Regions from separate parts of the Homo sapiens genome. Here region 2 is linked to region 1. Evidence: read pairs that join two places in POLR2A ChIA-PET (ENCODE). Cell type or tissue: PC-9. All regions are shown on one strand. Each heading gives the region's core, and the rest is flanking DNA. Links, peaks and the distances in the headings are about the cores only.

Region 1 (16,444 bases), core at 5,093-13,092:
AGAATAATAATAATAATTGTTTAAAGAGACATACTTTCAGGCCAGGCACAGTGGCTCACGCCTATAATCCCAGCACTCTGGGAGGCTGAGACGGGTGGATCACTTGAGGTCAAGAGTTCAAGACCAGACTGGCCAACATAGTGAAACCCCATCTCTACTAAAAAATACAAAAATTAGCTGGGTGTGGTAGCACACGCCTGTAATCCCACCTACTTGGGAGGCTGAGGCAGAAGAATCACTTGAATCTGGGAGGCCGAGGTTACAGTGAGCCAAGATGACGCCATTGCACTCCAGCCTGGGGGACAGAGCGAGACTCCATCTCAAAGAAAAAAAAGAAACATAATACTTCTTTTCCTCAATCTAATAGTTTTAACTGATAGATTATATCAAATAGTTTTAACTGATAGATTATATCCTTACTGGATGCTAAACAGTATTTGTCAAATCTAATATTAAGATTTGTGATTGTATTTTTTTATTCAAAAGGTTAATTGTTGGGTGTGCATTTTTAACAAACTATTCAATGAGTAGGAATTCATCATGAGGATAGAAGTTGAAGTACACATTTAAAAGTATGGATGTGAAACACTGATTTACTCAACTATTATAGACAAGAACTTTAGCCTTAATAAGCAATTTAGTTTTGTTGTTGCTCTTATTATGGATTTCTAGTCATGGTTTTTAGAATAGTATTTTAGGTTGCAGGCCAGACTCTTTCAAGCAAACTGTCAAAAGGTAGGAACAAAATTCTGTATGTTTTGCGAGGCTGACACTTTGCCTCAAGGGATTCTTAGGCCTACTAGAATTTTAGATCCTCTGCCTTAGTGTATTTATAATTAAGCTAAAAGATATTACAAAATTTAAACAGCTAATTTTTTAAAAATATTTATTTATTTATTTTAGAGACAGTGTCTTGTTGTGTCGCCCAGGCTGGAGTGCAGTGGCACCATCGTAGTTCACTGCAGCCTCGAACTCCTGGGCTTAAGTGGATCCTCTCATCTCAGCCTCCCGAGTAGCTGGGAATATAGCCACGTGCCACCATACCCAGCTTAAACAACTAATTTTAATTAATTTCAAAATTATAATGCATCCTTTAACTCTTTTAGGCAGGGATGGGAGGAAATAGATGTTGTCATAAAATCAAACCATAAAAGTTTGGGTACAACTGCTTCAGATGAGCTATTTATAGACTACTAGGCATATCTAATATTGCTTTTGGAAAAAGTAGAGGGTGGCTTGATTTCCGTTTTCCATTACAACTTTATGCTTTCTAGAAGCTTGAGAAGCTGAAAAACAATCTGTTCCCTGAATTTTTATAATTCTTTTGTGATATCCTTTTTCAAAAACACACATTGGGTTTGGAGACATGAGTGCCCTGTCTGTTTTCCAAGGAGATTACCCTTTAGGGAATTGAAGGAGTGCATTTGCACATGAGCAGGATCTGGACTTTTAGACTTACTAAGCCCAGACAGTTCCAATAGCAGTTATAATCCACTCTTCTCAGCACACCACGGCCTCTGCTGTGAAAACTATGTCCTGACTGCACTATCACAGGAACTATTCTAACAAAACCACTTTTGAAGCTTTAACTGAAGTTTAATTTTTACTGTGACTCAATGGTCAGTTTTCCATTCTAGTTCTTTGTTAGAGCAACTTGAACTTAGGAAGGATTTGTGAGCAGTGGGACCACTGCTGTTCTGTAACCTCATGGAACATCGTAAACCTTGCTCCTCTCTGGAGTTAGAGAGAGTCAAAGCTCAGAAGAAACTTTTAAGGAGTCATTTGAGTTCCATAGTGAATTTGTTTGGTATTATTGTTTTATTAGAGTTCAGTAATATAGTTAGGCAAGAATGTGTGGTCATGGTTTGGGGAGGAAGGAAAATATGTTTGAAATAACGTTATAACCAAAAAGGACAGGTTTTTATTTTTAGTTAAAAAAATTAGGCCATTTAAGACACAATAAACTGAGACATCAGAGGAAGGTTTGAGAGAACAGGCCCTGGTCACTACACTGATGAGACCAAGGACAGAGAATAGATCTAAGCTAGATGTGGGGAAGGAGATACAGTGGGTTATTTGGAATAGGCTCAAGGAGGGACATAAATCCCCTTATATATACACATATAAGGTAGATATAAATAATAACATACTGTTCCTATTTAGTTTGTCGAGCCTCTGACTTGGTTTTGATTTGAGGTTGTTTGTGTCTGTAGGGCAGGAACATGTCTTTTCAATTAATATTGTGCACTGTACATTGTTAATGTCATACACATGGGCACTTAATTAGGATTTCAAGGTTGGAGTCACCCGGAGCTAATTAACTTCTCTGCTGTCTCCTGAGAGCTGCAGTGTGATTTAGATTAGTGATTCCTAATTGCCTATAGGCTAGTTGCAACCGAATCACCCAGGAACTTCTTAAAAATCAGATTCCCAGGCCCACCCCCAAGAGATTCTAATTCACTATGCAAAAGAGACTTCATCCCAGAAATCTGTATCTTCAGTTCTCCAGGTGAGTCTGATCATATCCAGGCTTGGGACATTATAAAGACCACCAAAGGCTCCACAACAATATAGGAGAAAACAGCTTTGAATTACTCACTTAATGAGTTATATGTGCTGGGTCACAACATAAATTTCATTTTGATCAGTCCAGCCCCTGTTTTATTTTAATGTGTTATATTGTTTTTTATTGTATTGTTATGTTGTGTTGTATTTTGAGACATTATTCTCATTCTTCCCTAATCCAAACTCTATTTTCATATGATAGGAATTTTTAAAAATATATATATATTCTTATAAAATATGTCATCCTGTGTATGTATATACATATTAAAATGTATCTAAAATGGCTTTGTGCTAATGCTTTCGTTCTGTTTCTTTCTTCACTTGACACTTTTTCCAGATATGACTAAGTAATTTTATGCATATCTAGTTCATTGCTTCTAAATGCCACATAATATTCCAGCGTTTCCATCTACCACATATACTCATCCATTTCCCCAGATATGGACACCTAGGTTGCTTCAAGCACCCTGCTATCACAAATAATGTCAGGATGAATATCCTTGTGTGTGTACCTTAATAGACCATGCAAGAATTTCTTTCTATTATTTACCTTGAATTGAAATGATAGAATTATAGGGTATATACATATTAATATTATTACTTTCCAGAATATCTATACCAGTTTATACTTCCACTTACAGTTCACAAGAGTTTCCATCAACTTGCATTCTCAACAACACTTGGTATTATACATATTGCTAATAGTTGCCATTCTAATGAGTGTGTAAAGTATGCTCATTATATTAACTTGCACTTCTCTGATAACTAGTGAGTTTCAACATGTTTACATAGATTTGTTAGCCACTTCATTTTGCATTTGTGTAGTCCCTATTTTATGGATTTGGAAAATAAAGTTGCTTCATAAATCTGCTGAGTGATGTAAGAAGCTCCTATTTCACTGCTCTAAGAAATTATGGGCAGCTCCGTGACAGGTTAAAAGTTTACTTGTTGCTGCTGCTGTTATTTTAAATATAGGCAACACTTTAAGATATAAAATGGGCCCCCAATTCACTAATATTTTACAACCTTATACATCACTCATAACTCACATATAATCTGTTTTGATTGTGTGTGTGTTTACAAAATTATCTACAAAGCATGTTTATTATATTTCTAGACTCCTGTTTCCTCAAGGCCAATGATTTGACTCACAGTCTTTCCTCATACCTAAAAGAAAGTAAGTAAACTCTGATTTTAATCTATTTAAACTCATTCTTATTTTGCTCTGGTTTTGGGAATTTAGGTTTTGGTCTCGTTTTTGTTTTATAACACATTAGGCCATTATTGCTCTAGGAATCCAGAGAATGGTGTTCTAGTCCCAGGTCCCCCACCAATTTGCTGTTTGACCTGAGACGAGTCACTGAGTACTCCCCTGGACTTAATTTCCTATCTGAAAAATAAGGAAGATGGACTATGTGATATGTGTTCCATCTGTGAGATTCTGAAATTCTGTTTGCATGTTTACCACTCAGACCATGGCTATTGTGAAGTCAATCTAATTTTATCTTTTCAAAATTTATTTTTTGGGAGGCTGGAGAGGGACAGGGTCTCACTCCATCTCCCAGGCTGGAGTGCAGTGGGTCTGGTCACAGCTCAGTGGAGCCTCAACCTCCTGGGCTCTAGCGATCCTCCTGTCTCAGCCTCCCAAGCAGCTGGGACTATAGTTGTGTGCCACCACAAGCAGCTAATTTTTTTTTTTTAATTATTTTTGGTAGAGACAGGGTCTTTCTATGTTGCCCAGGCTGGTCTCAAACTCCTGGGCTCAAGAGATCCTCCCCACTCAGCCTCCCAAAGTGCTGAGATTACAGGCATGAGCTACTGTGTCTGGCCCTTCAATATGTATTATATGTAGCCAGCAGTAATTAAATTATTCATATCAACTGTTCATTTATTCATGGCCAGCAATGAAATAGTTTAGATATAGGGAGTTTCCATTCTTCTTTCAAACTACAAGCAATTCTGATGACACTCAACTTGAGTTCATAAACCTTTCTCAGCTTCAAATTCAGAAAATGTAAATCTAGGTAATAATAGAATCAAACTCACTAGATTATGAGAACTAAAAAGAAAATGTATGTAAAGTGCTTAGCACCATGTCAGTATTTAGTAAATGTTTGCTGTTTTTAAATGTTTGTTCCATTTTATATCTTATGTTGAATGTCCCTTTAAAATTTAACATGATTGAATCAGCATTTGTTTCCTATTTAATCAACATTGTCTTCAAGTATCAAACCTAAATTAAAATATCAAAAATGTAATATTCCAAATTTTTTTACTTAATTTTAAAATTAGTCACATTTAGGGACTTGGTATGTTTGTTTTGTGTTACAAATTAATGATACTTTATTTTAATCTAATATTTACAATAACCAGAAAATTGAATTACAATTGTAATTATAATGAACCATGCTTACTATATTTTGTTTTGTTTAAATACTCAACAAAGAAGAAATGCTCAACTTGGGAGGTGTGCCCTGTTTTGCCATATTTCAAATAATTGTTTTCTGTTCTTTTTTCCAGTTTGTCCTAAGTGGGTAAAACTTAGGAAGAACCACAGTGAGAAGAAATCGGTCCTGATGCTGATCATCTGCAGCTCGGCCGTCCGAGCCCTGGAGCTCATTAGGTTGGAAGGTTCACCTATTCCATATCATAAATGTTTTCTGAATAACTGATATATGCCAAGCTATTATGTTCTATGTGCTGGAGATGTAGCAATAAACAAAACAGAGTCCCTGCCCTCATGGAATTTATATTTCAGTGGGGGAGACAGATAATAAACAAATGAAGATACATTATAACGTCAAGTACATTGATAAGTTATGTAAGGAAAAAATAAAGCATGGCAAAGGGATATAAGTAGATCAGGACTACTTTTAAAAGGGTGGTCACAGAAAGCTTCTCTAAGGAGATGACAATTTGATCAGAGACTTGAACAAAGTGAAGAAGAAAGCCCAGCAGCTATCTGGAAGAAAAGCATTCCAGGTAGAGGGGAGAGTAAGCACAAAAGACCCCAAGATAGGATGCCATTATAGGATTTTGAGGACTTACTTGATCTGAATCATCATTTTAAAGGTTCACTTTGGCTGCTGTGTGGAGAGCACACATTATAGAGAGCAAGGGTAAAAGCCAGATCATACCCCAAACAACCAGTTAGAAGAAAAGATCTGACTTAAAATAGTAACAAGAAAAGACAGAAGCCGGGCACAGCAGATTGTGCCTATAATCCTATCACTTTGGGAGGCTGAGGTGGGAGAACTCTTGAGCCCTGGAGCTTGAGACCAGCCTGGGCAACATAATAAGACCCCATCTCCATTATAAAAAGAAAAGATAGAATACCATGGAATATACTTACCAAAACTTATGTACAGACAACATCATCTAAGGGATGCAGAAAACTTGGACAATCAAAAATGTATACCATATTCTTGAACAGGAAAACTCAATATTGTAAGGATGTCTGTTTTACTCAGGGTAGCCTTCAGATTTCACACATTCCTAGTAAAACTCCAATAGAATTGTGTTGTTTTTTTTTTTAACTGGATAAACTAGTTCTGAATTCTTATGGGATAATATACAACTAAAAATAGGCAAAGAAATTCTGAAAAAGAATACTAATGAGAGGATTATATTCCTAGAGATTACAAATTATATATATATATATATACACACACACACATATATATATACACATATATATACACACACACACACACGCACTCTGAAGTCTCAATAAAATAATTAACAGTATGGAACTGGCACATGCATGACAGATCAGATGAGTGGAACAGAATTGAAAGTTCAGGATCAGACCCAAATGCATATGAAAATGTAGCATATGCCTAAGGTGACAAATCAGAAATCAGTAGGGAAAGACGGATTGTTTAATAAGTGGTGTTGGAACAACTGAGTAGCCATCTGGAAAAATAAAGTTGGATTCATATCTCACTTATAACAAGATAAATTCCAAATGGAATAAAAACTTAAAGGTAAAGATTATGTTTTAAAGATAATTTGTCAGTGCTTTACTAAGGGCTTGCACATACGTTTTCATTTACTATTGTTTTTGTAGAATAAACAAAAAGGCTTCCACTGGTCAGTGGTAATATTCAGCTTTCAGAGAAGAGCCGTGAGAGTCAGATGGGATTTGCTAGGACCAGCTCTCTCTGAGAGCCTGGCTCTGGGCCAGGCTTTGACAGGAGACAAAACAAAGGAAAATCCAAGTCCTGAAGAAAGAGGAACTTGGTCAAATAGACTAAGGTGCAAATCTAGATATTCAATAGTTATTTACATCTGTTTTTTCTAAATGAACTAATCTAATCATGAATTTAGAAAAGTAGTTGTTAAACTGAAATAGTCCTTCAAACCCTCCTTTCTCCACTGAAGTGGAGACACACATTAAATTGTATCACATTATGCACACACATTAAATTGTAGCATATAATCTCCCAGTGAAACACTTGTGTTTCTTTCCATTTTTTCTGCTCTAAACATAATTATCTTGAAGATTCCAACTGCTTCCGGGCAGCTGTACTTGCCGGTCCTGAAATCATGGGAATTCACACTGACTTTTCAGTGCTTTAAAAACTACCTCATTTCACATTCAGATGCTAAGGGCAAAGAGTGTGGCCTGGAGGTGGACTCTTAAAATAAAGCTATCAAATTGATTTGAACTTTTGTTATACATAAATTCCTTACTGAGGGCATAAAAGTACTGTGTTGTCACACTTCATTTACCAATTTGCAGTATTTTTTTGTGTCCCCAGTAATACTATGATCCATTTCAAGGTTAGGTGATTTACAAAAGGTGATTTCTGAGTAGGCACAACAAGCCCTATTCATAAAGACTAATATTTAATAATTCTAACTTTTATAAGAACATCTGTTCTATTGAGAGCCATGACTTATTTTAAATTGTCTTCCTGGTTAACCTTGCCATGGAGAAAGCTTATGTGTAAGTAAAAACTTGAGGCAACAGAACTTGTATAGCATGATTCACTATTTTGCAAACTCATATGTTTTTACAGGTCAATATTTCTCAAAATATAATAATGATATATGAAGGAAAGTAGAAAACCCATGTTAGGTCTGTCCTCAAATATAGATGATATATAGAAATACATTGAACAAATGAGAAACAGGTTGTGAAAATAGAAGCAAGGAAAAAATAAAGAACAGAAAATTAGGTGAAGCGAGCTAGAAATGGTGCTGAAAATCACATCGATAAATCCCTGTGCAGTTGCAAAGGTGGCCCCAACTGGGGGCCTGCACTTTCCAACAGCCAGGATCTGTTGGGAAACATTATCAGTTGCCAGATTGATGACATTCTGTGGGTTTAAGAAGAAAAAAAAAGAGTTCCCTGAGAAATAGTTTTCCCCTCTGTGACATAGTGACAGCAGCATTCTCAGTATCATCTGTACAACAAAAACCCTGGACAGATAATGTTATGTGGCTGTTTATAGAGCAGCTGTTGGTGCCAGCTGAGGACCTGATGCCAAAGTAGAGGTAGAAAGGCAGGCACGGCAGGTGCACCAGCGCCGTCTCAGCCCTCAGAGCTGGTGGTCTGGATTGTTGTAGATAGATCTAGCTTCTTGACTACCTAGAAACTAAATGGACTGCCTGTCCTACTGGTGTAAGCCAGAGACTGTAAAGTGACAACTCAAAGGCTAAGTTTACCCTACAAGTGTTTGGCACCTAAAAAATTTGTGAGTGACTTGCCCATATTTAAAATCAGATTGCACATATAAAAATCTAGATTTCTGGCTTCTCTAAAAATCAGAGAGTCTTAGGCCCATAGTCTCACATCATCATAACTGGCAAAGCTGAGCACTAGTTGACCCCTTTACGGGGGGCATCACTCTCAAGTGCCCCTCAGTCTTCACCCCTGCTTCCCAGATCACCTCATTTACAATAACCCCCTGCCCTCATAGCTTTAATTCAGCCAGTCCTTTGTGTCAGTGGTTTCTTCTTACTTTTTTTCCTTCCTTCTTTGCTTCCTCTTTCCCTTCCTTCCTTCCTTCTTTTCCTGCTTTTTGGCTGAAGCTTCATTTCCACCTATAAAATTTTATAGAGGAATTTAGTCTACAAAGTAGATAAGAAAGGACAGCTGTGATAGAAGGATAGAAGCCCCCCCTCTTCCCCCTTTCAAGCTCATCTCCTGGCTTCCCTCATGGCCACCACAGGCAGACCTTTGTAGATGCCCTTGGCTCCACAGAGAACGAGCTGACATCACCGCTCCAAGATATCTTTTGCAACCAAATTTTGTATGAGAACTGCACTGCATAGTTGGAAGATGAATTTTCTGCCAGGGACCTGAAATACAGGAATTCTGTATTACAAATGAAAGGCAGGTCATGTGTTTCAGTAATCAAGGAAGCCTAAGTAAGGTTGACCTTGTGTATGGCAGTGTAAAGCCAACCCAGATATGTGCCTGAATAAAAGGCCACCCCACTCTCATTGCAAAGATTGGCTAACCTGCAAATCTCAGAATTTGTATGTACATATGCACATATATACACACGTATGCACACATCCTTTGAATAAAGCAAGACATAATACTTAAGTAGTCATCGTGGCCTAGAATGAGTTGGTTTTCTTAAGCATTCACCTGCTTCTTTTCATTAGGTCGATGACAGCATTCAGAGGAGACGGCAAAGTTATAAAATTATTTGCAAAGCACATAAAGGTAAGCAAGGGCCTGTGTGATCCCTAAAGGCCTCTCCCAGACCTCAGCTTTTTTCCTTTCAACCTCTTCTCCTAATCTCCTTAGCACATATTTTATTGAGTTCCTTCCTTATGTAACATTTAACAACTTTTCTGGTTTTTTAAATTCTATGCTTCTGCATACCTACCTCCCCAGTATGGCAGTCGCTACTGCCATGCTCTGTCCCTGTATAGAACCTGAGGCTTGACCCTTTGATTCCTTGAAGATTACCAGTTTTCTAGGGATATGCTCATCTCTGCCCTGGAAGTCGACCCTACACAAGGGTAGCTCCATTTGTATTTCACTTTCTTAACTTTGAGATAAAATGTTCTAAATTGGTGTAAGATAGCACTTTCTTAATGACTTCCTTTTCTTTCTTCTCTTTCATCTTGGAACAGGTCCAGGCGCAGGTAAAGTTGCTGGAGAAGCGTGTGGTGCACCTGGGTGTAGGAACTCCGGGGAGAATTAAAGAACTTGTTAAACAAGGTATGACAAGAGGGCAGTGATACTCTTGCCCAGGGCTGGGAGTTTGCCTTACCTACATGTGAGTCTCAGAAACTAAATTCAGGATATACAAAAACCAGACCTCTGTGTTAATTCAGGAATTGGAAACTCAGCCTTTAATCTCTGAAACCAACCAGCAAGTATAGCACAATAGGGAATGATAAGGACTGTGGCAAACTGAAGTACGTGTGCCCACCTAAACAGAGTCAAATTCCAGCTGCTATAAGCAGGTTAGTGGTTCCACATAGCCTTCATTCCACCAGTGTGCAGCCACTGCTTGAGTTGAGCAGTTCCCTGTCACTCCACTGAGTCTTGGGGAGACTCCCATTTTGAGGGCTGGTATATAAAACATACTAAAACAAAAAACGTAGTTTCCATGAATGTAATGCAGGCATTCCATAATAGTTCTTCCCAAATGTGTTTCTCTTTTAGTGCTTTACAGAAAGTATTCTAGACAACATCCACTGGTGGGTTTTTATAGTTTGCCAACTTTCTCAAAGCCAGTAGCCTAAGAACCTGCTAACCTGCCAATTATCTTATTACCTCTTCTACCTACCAGGCAGATTGAATGATTTCTTTTCAATACTTATTTCCAAATTACTTATGTATTATATAATAGAGCTTTTTTTTTAAATAACTGTCTGGAGCTATTCTCAGATTATTTTATATATCTAAAAGTAATGTGTTCATCAGTGTAGTAACTCATTATAGAGATGGTCATTTGCCAGGGAGCAACAAAAGCTAAAACTACTGTTGTTTCTCTCCAGATGAAAATCATCCAGGGTTAGTTGAACCCACTATATGCAGAGTTTTGTACAAATACCAACAACTAACAAATTTGGCTGCCCCTGACAAGGAAGGGAAACAACACTTTCGAGTTCCTACTTGTACGCAGCGCTACGCTTGACACCCTTACATATGTTACCTCATTTAGCACTCACAGCATCCTTACAGGCTAGCCTTTTTATTTTTTATGAGAGAGAACTGAAGCTCAGAGGGTTAAGTCACCCTCCCCAAGGTCTGTCAGTCTAGGCTCTCCTGGTTCTAGAGCCTTTTCCCCTCAAGGAGCTCCTGATCCAGCTGAAGAACTAAGTGTACATAGACTGAGATCGATAGCATGAGGCAGTAAATGCCAAGAGCCAAATGAGCACTTCTAAGTCCTACAAGAGTTGAAATGAGAAAGAGATAGTTATGCTGGCCTGAATCTGCAGGGCAGGGTCTTTAACTGATCTTTGAAGTGTGGGGAGGATTGAAATAGGCCGGGAGGGTCAGAGGAAGCATTCATGAATGGGAGAACAGCCCAGTGAGATTCTCAGAAAGCAGGCACATGCACATGGTATATCACAAGGAATTGATGAGGAGGTAAAACAATGTTGCAGTTAAGAGCCCCTGTGATGGACTCAGACCTCCAGATTCAAATCCCAGGTCTAGCAACTTACCAGCTCTGTGACCTTGGCAAGTTACTTAACCCTTCTCAGCCTGTTTCTTTGTGCGAACAACAGGGATAGTAATAGTAGCTACTTAGAGGTTTGTTATAAAAACAAAATGCCAATAAAGAGCTCAGCACAGTAAGTGTCACACCCTAAACACTTAACAAATATTAGTTATTTATTAAAGAGACCAACTTTCTTGCTTGGAAACTTCGTGGGCTCTAGTAGCAGCTGATGTAACTGGAAAGAAATTTGAGGAAAGTCCTTGAACAGTAAGCTGAGGAGTTTGGATTTTTGTCTTGTGGACATCCTATGGCATTTGAAAGTTAAGGAACAGATGAGAGGCACCAAGGCCTTCTATGAGACACAGATTTGGGAGTAATTGGCTGGGTATCAGAAGCTAAGGATGGACTCTCAGGTTGGTTCCTGCCTCCCTAACAGCTTTTAGCTAAAGATTCACCACCAGCCCCTCCTGGAATCCAGATTTTTTTGTGTGTCACCAGACTTCCCCAGCCCCCACCCCATGCAACAGGATTACTCTTCTCTGTATTTAAAAGAAAGAGAGGAAGAGAAAAAGCAAAGCTATCCAGACTATTGAAATCAGATCTCTACAGAGTTGTGAGACCTCAATATGAAGGCTTATTTCATATGGAAAAATCATTTAAAGGGCGATTTTTAAAAAAATATTAATGAAAATAATTTTTACATCTGATTCTAATTGGATGAATGGTTTCATATTCATTAACCACAGGTATTTGCCTACATACAAAGTGTTTAAAGAGAATAGTCCCAGCACCCTAAAAGTGAAAAATCTAACAGAGTGACACCAATAGCATATATGTAGCTGTTTATGACTTAATAAGATGTTTATACGTTTGATATATAAGGAGAGTTTTCAGACATTGAAAGATATCCCATGACATTGGGATGTATACAATTACAGGCAATTGTGTTGTTTTAATTTAGTAATGAAGGGGATTTTCTGACTATAGGAGCCTTTGAAAATGCAAAAATGTACAGAGAAGAAAACAAGTCACTTTAGAAGCAATCTCTTGTTAATAATGAATGTATTTCCTTTGAGTCTTTTTTCTATACAATTTGTATGTTTATTTTTATACAACAGAGATTGATTATACTGCATCTCATAACTTTATAACCTACCTTTTTCACTTGCTATATCTCATGAGGACTTACCTTCCTTGTCATGAAGCACGTTTAATTTTTCATTTGTATAGCTACACTATTTACAATATTCTATTGTAAATTTATTTTTTTGCAATTCTATTATGGTAGACTTTGGGTTGTTTCTAAATTGTTGCTATTATAAATAATGTGGCAATGATCATTTTTGCAAGTAGCTATGTTTATGTTTCTGATGCTTCACTGGGATATGTCATAGAAGGAAATTTATTTTATCAAATAAAAGCATTTTGGCTGGGCACCGTGGCTCATGCCTATAATCCCGGCACTTTGGGATGCTGAGATGGGCAGATCACTTGAGGTCAGGAATTTGAGATCAAATAAAAGCATTTTGAAGCTGTTATAATATTATGCTCAGTTTCATTCCAGAGAGGCTGTACCTATTTGCTTTCCTGAGAGCAGTTATATTAAGGGAAGACTGATGATCAACTCATTGTCTTTTCCAGTTCACTATTTTTATTTTAATTTTGCAGAGAGTTTTTAATAACAGGCATTTGAATTATAAAAAGCATGAACAAGTATTAGGGGCAAAGAGGAAAATATTTAAATACTACAGGGAAAAGCTGAGGGGAAGTGCCACAGGAGAGGAAGGCTGCAGGTACTGTTAACACAAGAGACGTGGAACAGCTTGGAGCAGAGGCAAGAACTGACTCTATGCCCAACTGTGAGACATCTGAGGACTACACATTCCCTGAGGTCCCCTTCAGCCCTCACAGTCCATAATTGTCTTCTAGACAAACAGGAAAGCAGAGAATGGAGTCATTAAGTGATTTACCAACCTCATCGAAGGATAGCTGAATAGAGCCTATTCATCTCAACTTCCTTTTCTGCCTAAAAGGAACCACCCAACCCTGTCCTCATCTTTCTCCCCACTCACCTCCTGAGAGCCCTGCAGACTCCATGGACTCAACTCCTTTGAAAGGCAACTACCCCAAACTGCGGGATTTAACTTAGCAAATCCCTGTCAGGAATGAGACTATAGCCTCTGGGGCTTCATGAAATGGATGCCTGGCCAGCGTGTGAGCATTTGAGGAGCTTAGCAAGAGCAGTTTCTCTGCTTTCCTCAGGAGGAGTGATGAGATGATAAGAAGAGCAAGTCTCAGAGTGCTGCATTTGTTTTCCATCAGGGAAGGGCAGCACTTAATGTGCGGAGATTAGTTACTGGGGGAGAGGACAACATATGAGACAAAAAGTAACCCGGAGAATAAAAAATCATTTTAATAAGCTTATGTCATGAGGTCTTTACTACAGCAACTCTCTTCCTGTCTCTTTCAGGTGGCCTTAATTTGAGCCCCTTAAAATTTCTGGTTTTTGACTGGAACTGGAGAGATCAGAAGTTGAGGAGAATGATGGACATTCCCGAGGTACCACGTAACCAGCAGTTGCCTTTAATCATTTTTTCTCTATTTGAACTTGGTTCAAACACAGTAATAAAGTCTTTGACATGAGGAGCCAGCACATGTTAGATTTTGAAATGATTTCTATCTTTTTTAACTCTGAGCTAACTATAATTATAGAGGCCACCTCATCCCCTTACACATAATTGTATCCTTTCCATGTGTTTCATGGGAATCAGCTCTGTTGCTCCTTAAATGACCAATGGCCTCTCCTCACTAGGGACCATTTTGAGAAACAAGAAGATCTGAAGGACCTGCACTTCTCCTGTGCCTTTCTTTGTAGACACACTCGTCTTTATCTTTCATTCTTATATGTGCACTTTTGGCTCGGGTTAGGGGAGCAGGGGTACAAACTTGCCTCTGCCAGCATCTCCACATGGATTCCCAAGAACCCACTTACTTAATTTAGAAAGATATTTTGGTTCATGGGGTGGGGAAATTTTTTGATGTCTCAGTTGATCAGAATTGAATGACCGAATGCATTTATGGGCACAGTATTAGCTCATTATATATTTTTAAAAACAATCCATTATCATCATAATGTGAAAAAATTACTTTGCCACCTACCACGCTATTATGGGGCTAATTTTTCAATCTAGCCTGATGCTTCACAGTAGCTGTTAGGAAAAAAAATGATTACCAGTCACTAACCAAGAACAAATCATGGCAGTAACTATCAAAGAGGCTTGGAAATACTCTTCCAAACATGCTGAATGAATTAATTTATCACATAAAGCTATATCTCCAGATTGACCAAACCTGATTATAATTGATCAGTGAGTTATTTCAGACATCAGTTCAGGTTAAAAAACAATTTGCTCAGTTACACACACGCACATGCACACACACATACACAGTCGTGCATTTTGTCCCCTGACTTGACTGGTTTCTTAAAACTGGTTTAACAAATTTGATATCAGGCATGAGGCCATAGTTGATTATTTCAGTTATAATATTAAATTTGACTAATCTACTAAGTTTCTAATTCTAATAATGAGAAATGTCCAAAAACATCTTGTCACCCATAGTTATTTTTATTCTGTTGCTGTCATTCTCAGCAGTTATCCTAAGGCAATAAAATCCTATACTGAACTATTGTATATAATCTTGTTTACAGAAAGCACACTGTGGAGTCCTTGAAACACCTTTGTATAGCATTTTATTTTGAATGGCTGCAAACAAAAGGGCACTTTAATGAAACTAATGTTTTATATAGTACCTCCTCCTTCATTTATATAAATATTTTAATTCTGCCAGGCATGGCAGTGCACACCTGTAATCCTAGTGCTTTGGGAGGCCAAGGTGGGAGGATTACTTGAAGCCAGGAGTTCGAGACCCGCCTGGACAACAAAGCAAGACCCTGTCTCTACAAAACAATAATAATAATAGGCCAGGCACAGTGACTCACACCAGTAATCCCAGCACTTTGAGAGGCCAAGGCAGGTGGATCACTTGAGGCCAAGAGTTCAAGACCAGACTGGCCAACATGGCAAAACCCTGTCTCTACTAAAAATACAAAAATTAGCCAGGTATCATGGCACACACCTCTAATCCTAGCTACTCAGAAGGCTGAAGCATGAGAATCACTTGAACCTGGGAAGCAGAGATAGCAGTTAGCCGAGATCACGCCACTGCACTCCAGCATGGGCAACAGAATGGGACTCTGTCTCAAAATAATAATAATAATAATTTTAAAAATTTCAACTCTGAATCAAATGTGTGTTAGGACTTTTGCACTCTCTGATTCTGGCCATAACAGCTGGGTAAATATCAGGGAGTCCTGATGGTTGAATGTATTCACCAAGACCATTTTGGCTTGATCTTAATCTTTTTTTCCCCCCTTTTCTCTCATTTAGATAAGAAAGGAGGTATTCGAACTTCTGGAAATGGGAGTGCTCAGTCTGTGCAAGTCAGAATCCTTGAAACTGGGCCTTTTCTAAGTCTGTGTCCTAATGAAGATTCCAGTTTTCACAGTAGAAGTTGCATCTTATTTAATGACTCTGATACATTGCAAGCACTCAGTAAATATCAGCAAATAGTTTATGTTAATTGTGTCAACAGATGGATCACTGGAATGTGGGGATTCTGAAACAGAAATGAAACTGTCCTTTTGACAACTCTCTTATATAATAAAGTATCACCGGCTTGTGTATGATCCTTGTTGAGCGGACCGTGTTTTTCTGTCACCAACTGGCTTCTGATGTAACTGTGCAGGAGAAAGGAAAGAGCAGCTGGGTGACCTTAGGCAAGCGTAAGGTCTTGCCTCTCTGAGCCCCATCTTATCAACTCAAAGTGGGAATGTCTCACAGCATTGTTGAGGATTCCAGGAGATAGTACATGGGGAGCAGATTTGTAAACTCTGAGGCATGGTCCCAGCAAAAAGGGTGGCAGGTATATTAATCCATTCTCACATTGCTATAAAGAACTACCCGAGACTGGGTAGATTATAAAGAAAAGAGGTTTAATTGACTCACAGTTTCACAGGCTGTACAGGAGGCATGGCTGAGAGGCCTCAGGAAACTTGGCAGAAGGTGAAGGGGAAGCAAGCACATCTTCACATGGCGACAAGAGAGCAAGAGAGTGAAGGGAGAAATGCCACACACTTTTAAACGACTAGATCTTGTGAGAACTCACTCCCTATCATGAGA
Region 2 (16,444 bases), core at 5,140-13,139, 310 kb before region 1:
AGGTGAGAGAATATGGCTAAATTAACTAAAATCTGTCCACATTTCTGGGGAACAAAATGACTCAAAATGCATACCATAGTTGGTGGGTCAGTAGCTACATTTTCATGCAAAAAGGGCGTTAAATGATTTTAGTTCCAATTTGTGGTTTTTCTCACACAGCACAAAGACTAAAATATATATATAATAGCTGCCATTCTTTACTTAGTGCCAGTGATGTGTTGCCAAGCAGTGAGCTGAGTCTGTACATCTGTCGGTTCTAATTCTCATGACAAATTTACAGGGTTTAGGATTATCTCCATTTTATAGCTGTGAAAATTGAGGCTCACAAAGGTCAAGAAGGAGCAAAGCCTGTGCGATTTCCCCACATTATATTGCAAAGAACACAAACCATTGCATAGGGCTGGTCCACACACAAGGATTTTTATCAAGAACACTCTGAATGGAGAACTATCAACTTAAAAAATCTTACTTAACATTGCATTTGTATTCTTTTTAAAAAGTGTGTATCTCTCAGAGCAGGGGTTTTTAAATGTTTGTTCTTATATCTGCCAAAAGAATGTTGAAAAACTAAGTACTCCTTTTCACATTTTTAACTGGCATCTAGATTCTTTCATTCAATGTTTAAATAGTTGTAAAAGGATATATTTTAACATTTGCCATCTAATGTAAAAGTCCTCATTAACAAATCGGACAGCCAAACCAGTCATTCAGGAAAAGTCTGACTTCATTTTTCAACCTAACGAAATCTGTAAATACATATCCCTCTGGTACCCATCTCATTTCTAAAAGATAAGGCATGAGGACTTGCCCTGCATTGTCCTCAGCTGAAGAAACAAGGCACTGCTCCATCCATTGTTTGGTTCTGAACCTGTTGCTGCTGCTGCTCTTGCTGCTCTGCTCTGCTCTGCTCTGCTCTGCTCTGCTCTGCTCTGTCCTCATAGGACTCTCAGGATTAAGGCTTTCTATAGTTGTACCTTTGTCTGATGCCCCAGAGGGGTTTCCAACCCAGGAAGATGCACTTGATAAGAGTTTGCTAAGAAGTTTGTTTTGAAAGTGTTGTTGGAAAAGGAGAAGTCATAGAACACAAAGAGTATAGGTATGAATAGTGGACGTAGACGTTGATCCCTTAAATCTCTCCATGCCTGTACCCATAGAAAGTCTTTATGTACCCTCAGGGGTACATGTACCCCAGTTTAAAGACTATTGTCTTGGAGTACTCATATTCATGTTCTAGTACTGACACCACAGCATTATAGGAACATTCAGTGAATCCGCTCCAATAAAAATGGGTTGTGGAAGCTGGTTTTATGGACACAAAAGTGAGGTAATTAAATCCAAACTGGCTTAAAGCAGTATCTTATTACAGCTTTCCGTTAGAGTTTCTACTATGGCTCAGAATTGTTATAACTTACTGTGGTTTATCACTATTATTATGTACAATACCAGTTCCTTATTTTTTCAAAAACATCACATCTGTCATCTTCAGTATTCTTTGGTACTAACCATAATTCTGGTTCTTCATTACAAATGATACACTCAGAGGGTTTTTTCAGTTTTTATTTGCAGACACATATAATATATGTCAGCACAGATGTGTGCCTATATTTTATCTCCTCTGTGAGACACTGAGTATTAGTAATAATGCATCATATAATACACATATGAAACACATGGTATATCTAAATGCTATAATACCAGTCATACCCATAATAACTTATATTATAATTCTTACCGCTTTTGATTTTATCTTATTTTTTGTACATTACAGTCAACCCTACTAAAATACAGACTTCTTGAGAACAGGATGAGTATCACTGTCTGATTCATTTCTGTGTCCTACAGTGTCTACCACAAAGCACTTATATGTAGAGGGAACCACATGAATTTTTTTTGAATAAATGAAAGAATGAACAAATACTCCCTTTTGTGAAAAATACTGTAGCACTGTCCTAAGTAGTTTTATTCACTATTTAAGAGGATGCTCTAATATTTACCATGTACATGTTTTTAGGCATTTAAGAAAATGAGGTATGAGTGGGTTTCCCATCAGTGTTCTCCAAGAACATTATTTTCTCTATTTCATAGCTACAGAGCCTCTAGAAAGAATCAACACTGTTGGAACAGGTCCTTCTCTCCTTTCTTCAGATCCCTGCATTAGAACTGTATGTGCTTGCTTGTTTGAGGAGAACAGGGTTAGGTGGTAAACGTCCACATCCTAGCCCATCAGTCTCCTTTGGCTTTATCAACTCTGCTAACAAAGGAGTGACTATTTTATGTTTTCCTCAGAGTCCAGAGATCTACTGGACAAATATGTTTGTTTATTACATAAGCAACATTGTATCAACAGCAGTGACAGTGGAAAGGAAATATCTATAATCTGACCACCCTAAAACATCAATTATGTTTCTGTTTTCACAGATTGTTTTGCAGTTTTTCAGATGCTTGGTCCATAGAAATAAACTTAGGGTGATCATCAAGCAATAAAACGAATTCCACAAGCCATTAATGGTACTGTATTGTTTCTATTAGTTTCAGAAATCAGCCTGTAAATAGAGAATAACTTCAGAGTCAGCTTAGCTTCTCATCTGTCTCTTTAAGGAAACCTATTTTTCACTATGTTCACTATGTAAATCTTGAATTTAATGTTTCTGATGTTATGAATATGGCAAGACTTTTATTCATTTAATATACAAACAACAAAGACAATCATTAGTACTAAGGCTATCCTGAGATGAACAGGGGATAGAGGATCCTATTCTCAAAGTGTTTATAGGCTAATTAGGAAAGAAAAAGGAGATAGTTCCAGCACAATTCAGTAAAGGCTCCAGAGCAGTAGTTCGTAACCTTTTAGGTCTCATGACCCCTTTACACTCAAAAAATTTTGAGGACCCTAAAGAGCTTTTGAGTGTATGGGCTGTATCTATCTCTTTACTGTATTAGAAATTCAAACTAAGATTTTAAAAATACTCATTAGTGCCAGATGCAGTGGCTCACACCTATAATCCCAGCACTTTGGGAGGCTGAGGCAGGCGGATCATGAGGTGAGGAGATCGAGACCATCCTGGCTAACATGGTGAAACCCTGTCTCCACTAAAAATACAAAAAATTAGCTGGGCATGGTGGCACGTGCCTGTGGTCCCAGCTACTTGGGAGGCTGAGGCAGGAGAATTGCTTGAACCCGTGAGGCAGAGGTTGCAATGAGCTGAGATCACACCACTGCACTCCAGCCTGGGCGACACAGCAAGACTCTGTCTCAAAAATAAAATTTAAAAAAAATCATTTGTTAAAAATAATAAATAATAATAAATCCATCATCTGCTAAATAACATATTTTTATGAAAAAATACTTTTACAAAATTATTTAGTGAGAAGAGTTGCATTGTTTTACATTTCTGCAACTAATGTCTGGCTTAATTGAAGACAGCTGTATCCTCAGATCTGTTTCACACATTCCATTAGCTGTCAGAGAAATCATCACACGTCATGGAGCCTCTGGAAAACTCCATATACACTTCTGAGAGAATGAGAGAGAAAAAGGTTGTGTTATTATGAAGATATCTTCTTCACTCTCAAAGGGGGCCACACTTTAAGAACCATTACTCCAGAGGATAGACAGTTGAAACATCAGTGGCAAATTTGTCTTTCTCTGGAAAAGCGTCTGGTTTGGGCTGTCACCTTGTGCTTCTTCTGTCAGCCTTTTGCTTCATCCTGATGAAGTCCCCCAATTCACTGGCTTAGTCACTGCTTTGATGTTTCCATCATTAATAAAGCCAGTCACTTGCTAACCGTCAAACATAGATGGGAGATTCTCTGCCTTCAAATGTTCTCTCCCAGTCCACAGAAAAGTCCTAAATGACAAAACTGTTTTCATAAGACATTGTGTTTTGTTTGAAACTCCAATTTGAAATAAGAGTATGGAAACCACTAAGTTGCCTGGTTTTTATAAATGGGTCCATCCATAGTGCTATGCAGTTCAGCTGACATTTAATTCATTTCAGACCTTGATGAGACAAATACAGTGACAGCTACTATGTGCAAGGCACTGTACTTGCTATTTGTCAGTTCTTTTTTCCCCAAAACCTGCCTGTATTCTTGCACAGATCAGTCTGATCATACTTACAGTATTCTCCCAGTAACAACCAAATAGTATGATGATACCAAAGCTTGTTTGGTCTTAAGATGTTTGAAACAGTGTAACAGTCACCCTAGTCCTAAGTATGTAACTTCATTTTGATGGGCTTAAATTCCTGTATTTGTTCTCATTATTCCAGAGCTAGTTTAATACATTACTTTTTCTTCCTGATTTAATATGTTGATTACTAAGCAGAAAACTGCATACATCACACTCCTTTATTTATTTTTATATCTGCTCTCACAGCTAGACTTTGATAGCCTGATTATGATTATATCCCATTTTATCTTTTAGCAATTCTTGTCTAATACATAATTTTAACTGTGTTGCGTTGATAGTAGCTGTGTTCATGGTTAAATAACCATGGATTTCTAGCAGTTTGCAGAGTAATTACATGGAATTTATTGGAAAGCTTCTTTATTTGAGATAAATTTTGGTATCAGGCCTATAATTTATGTTTCCTTGCTTTCCTCCCTGCTTTTTCTATGGGACTTTTCACTGTTTAGTCTAAATTTTAAGAGCACTCATAAAAATAGCTGTGACCCGTCTTTTTTATTCTGTGTATGCTGCTTCCTTGTATTTCACAAGTCAAAGGTTTTCTAAAAATTACAGCTACAGCATACCATAGCCATAATGTAATGTACAATTCATTTGACTTAGTCAGCAAGATCAGTAGAACAGTAACACTTTTTTTGGCATCTGCTAGTTGAATATGAGTGTACATCTATGTCTGCTTTATGTCCTTGTTACTGAAGATCCTGTCATCATCACTGAGATCCTTTAGAGATACCATAAATGGGTCCAGACCCAGCAATTTGGGTTAATACTATTTTCCTTCATTGTGAAATAAGAATTAGGGCAGGAAGTTAAGAAGGAGGCTTTAGCTTGGTGTCAGAGGAATATATGGTAAAAATGGTATACTGTTAGTCATTACTCTTCATCACCTGAACGATTAATCTTACTAGGCCCCCCAGAGGTCAGGAGAAGTGAAATAAGATGGAAATAGTCAAATGACCCATTAATTATAAGGAGCTTGGTAGCTTTTAGCAGAGAATCAGGATTCTAAAAAGCGGTACTGAAATCCTCAAATTGAGCACAAGGACTGGAATTGAGGCAAATCTCACTCTTTTAAGAGCAGAAAAAGGAGCAAAGTAACTGAGAAAAAGGGTCTCTGAAAGGTGAGGTTCCAGAACAAGTAAAAGGCCAGTCTGAGGGTCCACAGGCACAGAACTTGGGTAGTTAGGCAGCTACAAGGAGAATATTTTCATCTTGAGAACAAAGGAGGTGCCCATGATTCTGGGCTAGAAAAGACACTGTCCATGCTGCTATGAAAGGGCCAGGTGGAGACTTGAAAAGATGCTCAGGCTAGACCTGGAAGAAGAAACTGGAACTGACAGGGGAGTGACAACAAGTACAGCACATGTAAATTTGTACCAGGATAATTACTGCCTAAATAATGTGTTTTGACTTCTGCAGTACTGTATTGTTAGGGAGCTTTCTAGTAAGAACCTTTGGACAATGGATGTTCATTTAATACCGTGAATATTGTGCCTCTCCTATCACTCTTTTAATTTTTCTTATTAAAAATACCTACTCAAATGAAGTTTTCTTTATGCCGTTTACTCAGATGACATCTATCAAGAAGGAGCTTTTAAAAAGTTAATTACTGTGAATACACTGCTGTGCTAGAGAGTCTACTCATTTTTCTCACTTTTCTTTTTGTTTTCCTCCCCCACCCCCTGCTCCCACCACCACTCTGAATTGGGGTTCTTGATTATTTAGAAAAGATCCCTTAAATCAAAGTTTCCTCTTTTCCATACTTTCCATTTTGATTGTTAATACACCCCCGCCCTCCCAAAAAAAATTACCTGTCTTCCAACAGATTAAGACTTTAGGTCTTTGTCAGACTAACAGTTTCAGGTAGATGTCCCCTTAATCCTCCAAAGCCTACCTGGGCCTTCCACAGCCATGATGCCTTCCCCTGGCTGCCCTGTCCCTCTAGGGAGAAGTATCCAAAAAGCCACTCAGCATGTGATGCCTTGTATTATCACAGATGTGTGTGTATTCCTGAAAGTGCCTCCTAGTTCATGGCATACAGAGCTGCCTTTACACCTAGCATTGTGATGGTGCTCCTCCTGGGCTTGTCCTCAGGTTCCTAATGCTTTCATTGTTTATCATTGTCTCCATTCCTTCCTCCCACTCTCTGCAGTTGATTTTGTACTCTCTGTGATCTGCGTTCTTCTGTATCTTGTCTGTTTGCCCAAGGTAGCCTTCTTTAAGACAGGGATAATGTCTTCCCTACTGCCTGTTCCCTATTACCCCCAGCAAGAGATTGCAGTAAACAGTGCAGGTGGCAGAGGGCAGGTGGAATGACTGACAGCATGTACACTCTCTAGTACCGAAGCACCAATAGGAACGAGACAGTGGAAAACTATGAGAGGCAGGGCAGGGCAGTGCAGAGCGAGAAATTCAGACTCTGGAGTTCAGTTTTTGCAGCTGAATCCCGGCTTTCCAACTTCTGTCTAGTGTGACTTGAGCAAGCAATTTAACCTCCCTACAAGTCTCATTTTCTTCATCTGTAGAATGGGGATAATATTAGAGCCTCCCTCACAATAGGGTTGTTCTGAAGATTAATAAAAAACAATCCATACAAAAAGTCCTTATCATAGTGCCTGGCACAATACATGTCCGTTCTCATTAGAAGTAGGATGGTGAGTACTAAAAGAGTAGGTTTTAGATGTTCTCACCACAAAAAAATGATAAGTATGTAAGGTAACAAATACGCTAATTAGCTTGATTTAGCCATTCCACAATATCTAGATATATAAAAACATCATGTTATAGGCCCTAAATATAGTTTTAATTTTCATTTAAAAAATCAAATCAAATAAAAATAAGTGCTACTTGCTTGGCATATTGGAAAAAAAAGTAGGACAGTGAGACAACACAGTGAGACAACGTCAGTCACAATGAGCTGACCTAAAGTAGGGGTCAGCTGGGGGAAGAATAGCACAAATCACATTGGAATGAAAGATATGACTACATAATGTTTATTGCGATCTATTTTAAGGCTTTTCATGGATCTTTTCAGCTATGCACATGGTTAGTCATAATGATTGTCATTTTAGGTCAGAGTTTCTCAGCCTTAGCATTGTTGACATTTTGGTTAATTCTTTGTTGTAGGGGCTGTCCTGTACACTGTAGGGTGTTTAGCAGCATCCCTGATCTCTACCTACTAAATGCCAGGAGCAACACAGTACCTCCAGCTCAGTTGTGACAACTACTGAATGTCTCCAGACAACTACTGAATGTCTCCAGACATTGCAGAGAAATTGAGTCTGGTTGAGAAGTCACTGTTTTAGGGCATAATTTTTGGGTAGACTGTTAGATTCTTTGTGTTCGTTGTCTCTGGCCTGTATAACTCTTCTTAATTATCTGCTACTCAAATGTATTTGGGATCAGCCACTGTCTTCCATTTCTCTTTTGCTCACAGATCTACTCCACAGCTCTTCTCCCTTCCTGGAAGAGAATGATGCTGTGAATGTCCAATATCCAATGAAATGCCAGCATATCAAAATGGATGCTAATAGTTGACCTTCCCAAAGCCTCACTGATGCTCTGCTCATCTTACTCCTGCTCTTCATTTTTTGGATGTGAATGTGTACTTTGTCTGCTGGGTTTAGATACTCATAGACTTGGTCTACTTAGGCAGCGGTCCCCAACCTTTTTGGCACCAGGGACCAGTTTTGTCAAAGACAGTTTTTCCATGGACATGGGAGAGGGTGGTGGTGGTGGATGGTTTTGGGATGAAACTGTCCCACTCGGATCATCAGGCATTAGATTCTCATAAGGAGCATGCAACCTAGATCCCTCACCTGCACAGTTCACAATAGGGTTCACACTCCTATGAGAACCTAATGCTGCTGCTGATCTAACAGGAGGCAGAGTTCAGGCAGTAATGCTGCCTCATCCCGCTGCTCACCTCCTGCTATGTGACCCGGTAATAGGCCTCAAACTGGTACTGGTCTTCGGCCCTGGGGTTGGGGACTCCTGTACGTGGGGACTCAAAGTCTGGGTGGGTTGACTGGGTTAGTACACTGTATATACTATTCCTGGGCTTGGTTTCCATAGTCAAAAATGTCAAGTAGACTATTAAGGATATTTTATAATTTTTTTGACTCTTCAGAAGAAAATACAAAGCAGCAGATTGAAAGATACCCTAGTTGTCTGAGAAATAGGTCATTTGGGGTTTTCATATTGTTGGATAATTAATTTTTCAGTCTATTTTGTGTACTTTTAACTCTTTAAATTTCAATTATGGATTTTTAGATTAAATTAGTATTCCTAAATATTTGACACATATTTCAAAATGTGTGTATTAAAACGTATACTAGGAACAGTCTTCCTCTTACCACATCGTTCATCTCCCCAACTGTAACCACTGATACTAGTTTCTCTTATGTACTTGTAGAGTTTCTTTATGAGTACATAAGCAAACATAAATAAAGATTCTTATGCTCTCCCCTTTTTACACAAAAGTAGCTTACAAACACTGTTCCTCAGCATCTTGTTTTTTGCAGCCAAACATTTCTTGGAGATCTTTCCATTGGATCAGTGTTCTTAAGCAGGAGCAGGAAAAGGGAATAAAAATAAACATGGTTGCTAAATACATCTTTACAACTTCATGCTAAAGAAATTAAACTTTGTAGGATCTATTTTTAATGGAATTAATATGTAGGAGGTATGGAAGACATATACTTTTGCTGTTTTGAAATTATTAAGATAGATTGTAACAGTAAGATTATTTGACTTATAACAACAGCTTGAGTGTTGTATATCTATCTTTATAATGTCTGTGTAGAGCACATGCATTTATTTTCTTAGTTGAAAAACTGAGGCCCAGGCAGATTAATACTATGCAAGGCCATCATTATGGTGGCCCTGGAACTGGTACTAGAGTGTGAGACTTGGCTTATAAAGAGAAGGAAACAAGCATATTGAAGGTCTACTCTGTGCCACTAGATCTCACTTAATACTTATAGCAACTGTATGAGCTAAGTATTATTATTCTCATTTTGCAGATGGAGGAGAAACCAAAAAACTAAAATTTACAGAGGTTAAATAATTTTCCAAACAGTACAGGTAACAGACCAGAATAAAAATTCACTGGCTGCGAAGTCTGTGTTCTTTCTACCTAACAACCAGGCTACATGCCGGAAACCCCAGACAAAAAATGTTGACCTCAGAAGAGTTTCCTCTTATCCCATACCATGTTTTTGGTGTTCATTTGTTCATTCCCATGCTTTCTGCTCCACCCACTTGGCTCCCTGACCCCTTCTACTGTTCTCCTCTTTGCTCACTCTGCTCCTCTGCCCACTCACCAGCTTCTTTGCTATTCCTCAAACAGAACACGGCATGGTGTGCTTTTGTGCTCGCTGTCTCCCCAGGAACCACTGGATTCCCCCTCACCTCATTAGTACCATCTGGCATACTATATTTTATGTATTTATTGATTACTGTCTCTCCTACTAGAATGTAAACTACATGCAGGTAATGGTGTGTGTGTATGTGCGCACACACGCATCTCATTCAATGATTAGTCAATCATTGGTCTATTTTGTTTAATACTATATTTCTGGTAGGGAACAGTACCTGGTACTTAATTGGTATTCAATAAATATTTGAACAAATACCTCTTCTATTTTTGAAATAGGTACCATATTTGAAAGCATGGGTATAACTAAGCAATAGACATATAGTAGGCCCTCCTCTCTATAGTCTAGGAATAACAGCTAGTTGAACAATTTTTATATGCCATGTACCGTGTTAGTCCTGCAAACAGTCATAGGAGGCAGGTATTACCGTCTTCTTATTTTACAAATAAGAACTGAGGCTCAAAAAAGTTAATTTGCCACAGGTCCTGGTGAGTAATTGGCAGAGCCAGAATGCCAGTGTAGTTTTTACTCCAAATCCTGTTTCTCACCCCATTACATACATCCACACTTCCTATCTCATATATTATATCTCATGAGCCATCCTCTCCAGTGAATTTGTGTGCTGTAATATTCTGCCTGTCAAAGATCCCAAATCACCACCACTAGCAATTCAGTGTTGTGTCACAGTATTTCCTATAGGTTCATGGCTACTTTGAGCCTTGATCTTGAGACATTAGCAAATATTCTCTTAGTCATTATAATAATATAGCAAGTTTCGTCATTTGGCATAAATTCATAATTATTTTTGGATGGTTTAAAAAATTGTGACTTTGCCAGTAATAACATCTCATGTTCCCCAGAGGTGGTGGGTTTGTCATAAATACCATTTCCATAGAACATTTCAAGGAACCTAAAGTTCTTGGAAAATATTTTTAACAGGCAGCCATTTCTCTGACAGACTTCAAGGGCATAATAATAAATATATATATATATATCCTTAGAAATATGTGTGTATGTATTTTATCTTATTAAGAATATTTATATGTTTTTTTATTGCTCACAATCCATTTATATTTCAATGATCCTTTTGTATTTTAGCAGATTAAAGAATCCAGGAATGGTTCTTTAGAAAATCATTCCAATGTAGCTGTTAAATTTTGTTTTTAACCTCCATTAGTCCCTTTTTTCTCTTCCCAGGTCACAGGTTATTTTCACTTAGATATTGCACGTGGGCATTTTGGAGGATTTAATATGATTCCTTCTCTTAACCTCTACTCTTCGTTGGGCTGCTTTTCTTTCCTTTATTCTCTCCTTTATTCTCTCCTTTGTAGAAAGCATGTATCCTTTTCCAGAACTTATTCTGAGCAAAAAGTTAAAACTTTTTTTAAGCCTGTGTTTTTTTTTTTAAAGGCTTTCCTTTTTTATGTGGCTTTCTTACCTTAATTGTTGTTCAGTTCACCACATTTAATAAAAAGCCAAAGCAGGGGCCAGTCACGTACCAGAATGGATAAGTTCACTGGTTTTCACCTCCTTGTAGTCTGGCTGCCTACACAGAGGCAGTGGCTAAAGTGGTATGCTTGGGAAACCAAACGTTTCCTAACTTGTTAGTGGGAAATTCAAACTTCAGAAATTTAGAAACCACAACAACAGATGCCTATGTTTTACTGTGACTACTGAAGTCACAGTTTGCCATAGAAACAGGATGGATAGCAGCCTGAAGAGTATAAAATGTGAAACATTTTGATCCTTAGAGGACTTTTTTGGGTCCTCGATTTTAGCTGTCATAAATCAGTAAACAAGGAGCAAGGAAAATAGGGAAATTTAATACATTTAAGAGTACTTAGAGGTTCAGGCAGTTAGAGGATGAGGGTTAATGTGTGGCTTGGCTTCCTGCTGAGTAAACAATTAAATCATGAGCCACAGTGAGCATCCTACTTCTACCTTTACCCACTCTTCCTAGTTCCTGAGGATGATTGGTTTATATCTTTTCCATGATTTTTGCAAAGTGAGAGTTTGGGCCATATGCCATCTCTAATTACAGACAGGTGGAAAAGTTTTATTCTGTAATCTGCTGGAACATGAATGACCATTTTTCTTGTGGTCTGTGTTTTGCTTGTCCTCTTGCATGCTTTGTACAAATTAAAATTATTTTGGTTATCTGAGCCTTGTTTAATTTTCCCTTGACTGTAAGTCCAGAGCATTTGGGTTATGTTTTCCTTTTCAGCAACTTCTGAATACTGAGAAGACAGAAAATGCATAAACAGTCTGATCATACTTCCTTTCCTGTAAGTTGGGTTCTTTTAAGATGAACATGTTCTAGAGGATATTAAGCTTGCATAGCAAGGAGTAATTCCATCAAAATATGACAGTGGTCAACAGCATATCTGCTAGAGGTGAGAGCAATGACTGTACCCCACTTCTCTTGGCCCTGGGTCTGCTGCTTATACTGTCCCTGAGCAGGAGTTTCACCCATTTAGTTTATCTATGTGAGAAATGTTCTGTTTGTGGCAGTTAAAGAAATGGCTATAGTATACCTCATGTATGTGCTATTTGAATACCATCCATTTTTGCCCTGACCATATCTTACCTTGTGATTTGAATTTTAAGAGAAGGCAAACTATCTCAGGTTTTAGTAGCTGAAAAAAAGGTTTTTGAAAAAAGCTCTGGCTTCACTATTCATCGCTTTTTAAAGTTTACTAATTCACAGCTAAAAACAAAGAAAGCAGAACCCCAGGTATTAAACAATTGAAAAGCCACATATCTGATGGACAGGAAATGTTGGACCAAAATCTGCTAGTGACTTAACTATCTGACCTTACCTCATCTGCTTGTCACCTTAGCTGCAACATGGGAAGAGCAGTGCAATTTTGTCTCTAAGGTCTACAAAGCCTTTGGCAATCTCAAATCTCAGTTCCACAAAATAAATACTCCCAACAATCTTTAGAGTCCTTTCCTCCCTTCTTTCCTATATAACACTGTATACAAATTCACATGTCAAGAGATTTTATGGCTCATCAAGTCTCAATGGTTCAAAAGAATGGAAAACCGTAATTGGAATTCCATGGGATTCAGATTTATTTGAGTCTGTTGTAGTTCACAAGTTGTAAGTATGCTGTAAAAGCAAATAAGTACTTAAAATGTTATACTAAATTCAAAGTACAATTAAACTGAAAAATTAACACCTAGGCAAAAAGTATTTAGACTGTTAATTTCAAAAGAGACTCTTTATTGTTTGTGGCTAGGATCTGATATAAGCCATTTAGCCCAGGTTGTAAAGATTTGTCTTACAGATTTGTTTTTTGTGGGTGCATGGTAAAACAGGGAGATTCCAAACTAGCTTTTAAGCCTTTTGCAGTCACCAGCTCTCTTCGGTCCTTTACCTGCTCAGGAAGTTGTTTCTTACTTCAGATGAGTAAGACATTTTTAGGAAAGTTCTTGTGGGTTTCTCACAGGAGGGACTGCCTTGTAGCAGGGAAATCAAGGTAAAGGGTAACCTCTCCTTACAGAGTGGCTAAGGTTAGGCACGCTAGAGACAGATCTTCAACAAGCTTAATCCTTTACTCCACTTCACAGCTGGGTGTCTGAGAACAGGAATTCTTCATGACTGCATCCTACAAAGGACCTCCTCTTTGGCCTGAGACAGCCCCCTATATGTCAGCCCAGCAGCACCAGATGATGAAGGAGCATCATCCCTATGGATAGACTAGCATAACCAGAAGAGTAACAGTAGCTGCTATAGGTTTGGCACTGTGCCAACTGCTTCATCACGTTTAAGCTTCAGGTTAAGAAGTGATGTTACTTTAAGCTGCCTTCCTTTCTGCATAAGTCCAGGTTGTTCTGAAGGCCAAATAATGGGTTTTTAAACTTACAGTTTGGGTGCTCTGATCTTGGCACAAGCCTTATTTGTCTTTTAACCTCAGGTTCTCCTTTCATAATAGACTTCTGAAGAATAAGTCTGCCATCTTTTTTGGAATGCTGCATTCAGTCATCTCCATTTACATTTCAGTTCCCATCTTTTCCATGAATGTTTCTTAACTTGTCTAACCCTGGCTGATTTTCCTTTTCTAAGTCCCCACAGCCCTTACAGCTTTATTACCTAAATATTCTACATTATTTTGTACTGCTTTCTAATTTGTTTTAGTATATTACTTTTGCCGTTAAGCCAACTGTAAGCTCCTTAAAGGAATAATACCTCTGTATCCCTCATATGGGTTGAACTCTGTGCATACTTGACCAAATGATAGAGAGGTAAAAAGAACCACTTCCTAGGGGAGTATAACCATCCCTTAGGCTGAGTGGTACCTAAAGTTCTCAGAATGACTTGTTATTAGAATGGAAGAAGGACAAGTAGAGTTTTGTTCCTCTTGTTCTTGTCACTTCTGGAAGGAGAACCATTTAGTGAAGAGAAGAATTCACTTGGAGACAAATTTAATTAAAGTCCAGATGGGGAAAATTGGCCAGAGAATCTTAACTTTGCCTGTGATTCTTTGCATCTGTGTTCAGCCTAATGAATTTTATTGAACTGTAAAAAGAATTTTATGGGGCAGAATTTGGGGGGAGATTAGTGGAGCCCCAAATCACTTGGCAAAGTTACTCTCACTTTTATTTGAAAGCCTCAAGAATAATATGCGACTTCAAACATAATGTATTTATTTTAATAATATGAGTGTTTGAAAAGTAGATAATTTTCCTTTTAGCAGCAGTGGATTCATTTTCACAAAATTCCACAGAGTAATTCACTTCTTCTGCCATTCCCAATTAACAGACTAACAAGTTAAGACTAAGGGACTTCCACAATATCTCACTGAATGGGTGTTTGTCTTCAGCAAGAAACCAGCAACTTTCTCATGTTCTCTCTAGGCTCCTGGACCAGGCAACTCCTTCCTTTTCTTCAAATTTAACAGGCAGACACTTAAGTCTTGCGAGCCCAAATGTGATGTTTTACATTCCACTTATGATCTCTGCTCAGAGATTTGTTTTTGTTTTGATTCACATAAAAAAGCATTTTAAAAAGAAAGAGAAAAACATATTTCACCTTTAAACTTTTGTTCCAGGACTGGTGGGCCATGAGACACAATAAATCTGGCAGATTTGCTTCTGTCAGGGCAGCCCATCTTAGAGGACTGACCTCAGCCTTGAGGCTGCTTTAGATACAGTGATTTGGAGCTCTCACAGGCCCAAGTGCTACAGCTGTGTTCATCTTTTCTCCATTTACATGTGGACTCTTTCCCTCAAATTACCCTCATTTTCTTTAGCTAATTTGTCTCTGTAGTGATATAATCAGTAGCTTTTATTTTTATATTGTCTCTTCTCTACTTGATCAGAGTTCCCATGAGGGTTATTGCTCATTATTCAATCTTTATTGAGTACTGAGAAATACTTGGGGTGGATGACATTGTTCCCTTTTTGTAATTTGTAGAAACCAAGGGAACAGGAGGCTCACCCAGTAAATGGATGGCAGAGCTAAGAAGAGTAGAACTCTGATTTATCCACCCATTATTCTTACTCTTTTAGTCTCACCGTTGAGACACTAACATTTATCCCTGTCAATTCAGTGTCACTATTCAGCAAGGTTGGCCATTGACTATATTCTGTTGAAGTTTTTATAAGCATTCTCCCACATTGTTTATCTTTACTTAGTTTTTATGTGTAGCTGATCTCTCCTACCTTCATTGCATTACCAGTCAATTAAAATAGAGCAGGGATGGGACCATAATTGAAGTTGTTGTCCAAGAGCTGCTAGTGATCTTAGTCCTTGTCATTAATGTGGTACCAGTCCATGCTAGTAGCTATAGCTGGGTTAGTGACATGGTATGGTGTGTGGTGAACTTAGTTGCTGGGCCTGTTTTCATGCCTTGTGCTTAGCTCAGTAAATGTTTGCTACTGCTGAGGAGAATTATAAGCCCTAGGCTAGCTTCACAGGTTGACATTGGAGTAACTTTGAAATTAAAGAAAAATCACTCTTCTGTAAAATCTGGGAGATACACTGGTTTACCCACAGAAACTTTGGAATGAAGTACATGCTTGGGAAAAGGCAGTCTGCTGCATGGCAAAGATAAGCCATTTGTGCCCCGTAAGTGCATCTTCCAGGCCTTCACCTGAGGCACAGAGATTAGAGAAATTCAGAGGAGTCCACCCTTCATTAACCACTGCACTGTGTTCTTCCATATTTTGCTTGAAGGCCATTCCATGCCCCCGGGTGACTCACCTGATACTCCTTCACCAGGTATACAAAGTCTCATTTTATTGGGGAGGGAATTAAACTGAGGTAGATGAAGATGGGCAGAAAAGCATCTGACTTAGTCTGCCTATATAACATACACTGCCATACAAAGCAGATTTCACTGCCTTGACTTAAGCTGAGCCTAACTTGGTTTCTAGTTAAGTTCACTGCCTTGACTTAACCTGAGCCTAACTGGTTTCTGTAAGTCACTTCCATATGGTTGCTTTAAGTAGTGGCTGAGATTTGTTTTCAGCTCCTAAACAAAATCTAGAAGAAGGGGCCCTCCACAGCCCACTGTTTGCAGAAACACTTTTTTTTTGTATCAAATAAGCAGCTTCTAGGTTGTAATTTGTTCATATATTTATCCAACACCTTTTCTGTCCCAGCAACACACCTACTAATTGTACCTCGGTACTTTCCTAGGCACTGGAGGTAAAGCTGGTTGTAAAACTGACCCTGAAGGAGTTTATAGTCCAAGAGACAGATAATAAGCAAATAAATCATTAATGAGTAATTTAATGTCACATCACAGTGCACAGTTTGAAGGAAAATAAAGCAGGGTAAGTACCACCAGGAGCTTGTAGCCTTCATAGGTGACTTCCTCTGCAGTTTTGGGGGAGGTTGTTTTGAAGGCATTGAGTCACTTTGAATTTT

Evidence for each region. Peaks named below come from ENCODE experiments on the same cell type or tissue, not always from the same donor. Only the 100,000 strongest peaks of a DNase experiment are listed, where the experiment ranks them.
Region 2: POLR2A ChIA-PET joins it to region 1 with 5 read pairs; 3 of 35 experiments call an interaction of 5 or more read pairs at or near these places.

The regions. Positions count from the first base shown.
Region 1 is chr3:100,162,653-100,179,096 of GRCh38, forward strand. It overlaps CMSS1 (cms1 ribosomal small subunit homolog), which reads left to right. Exons shown (of 10, transcript NM_032359.4): 5 at 3,683-3,742; 6 at 5,086-5,188; 7 at 9,187-9,247; 8 at 9,664-9,751; 9 at 13,675-13,763; 10 at 15,653-16,444. The coding sequence ends at 15,736. Among named protein-coding and RNA genes, the nearest start is that of FILIP1L, 56 kb to the left of the region's middle. In PC-9, for the core only: no CTCF peak of the experiment used is centred there; a DNase peak (open chromatin) is centred at 8,849.
Region 2 is chr3:99,855,210-99,871,653 of GRCh38, forward strand. All of the region lies in intron 1 of CMSS1 (cms1 ribosomal small subunit homolog), which reads left to right. All of the region lies in intron 4 of FILIP1L (filamin A interacting protein 1 like), which reads right to left. The region is part of intron 1 of LOC105374010 (a long non-coding RNA gene); the gene reads left to right. Among named protein-coding and RNA genes, the nearest start is that of HP09053, 40 kb to the left of the region's middle. RefSeq lists a silencer at 12,936-13,230. In PC-9, for the core only: no CTCF peak of the experiment used is centred there; a DNase peak (open chromatin) is centred at 7,222; H3K27ac peaks cover 2,689 bases.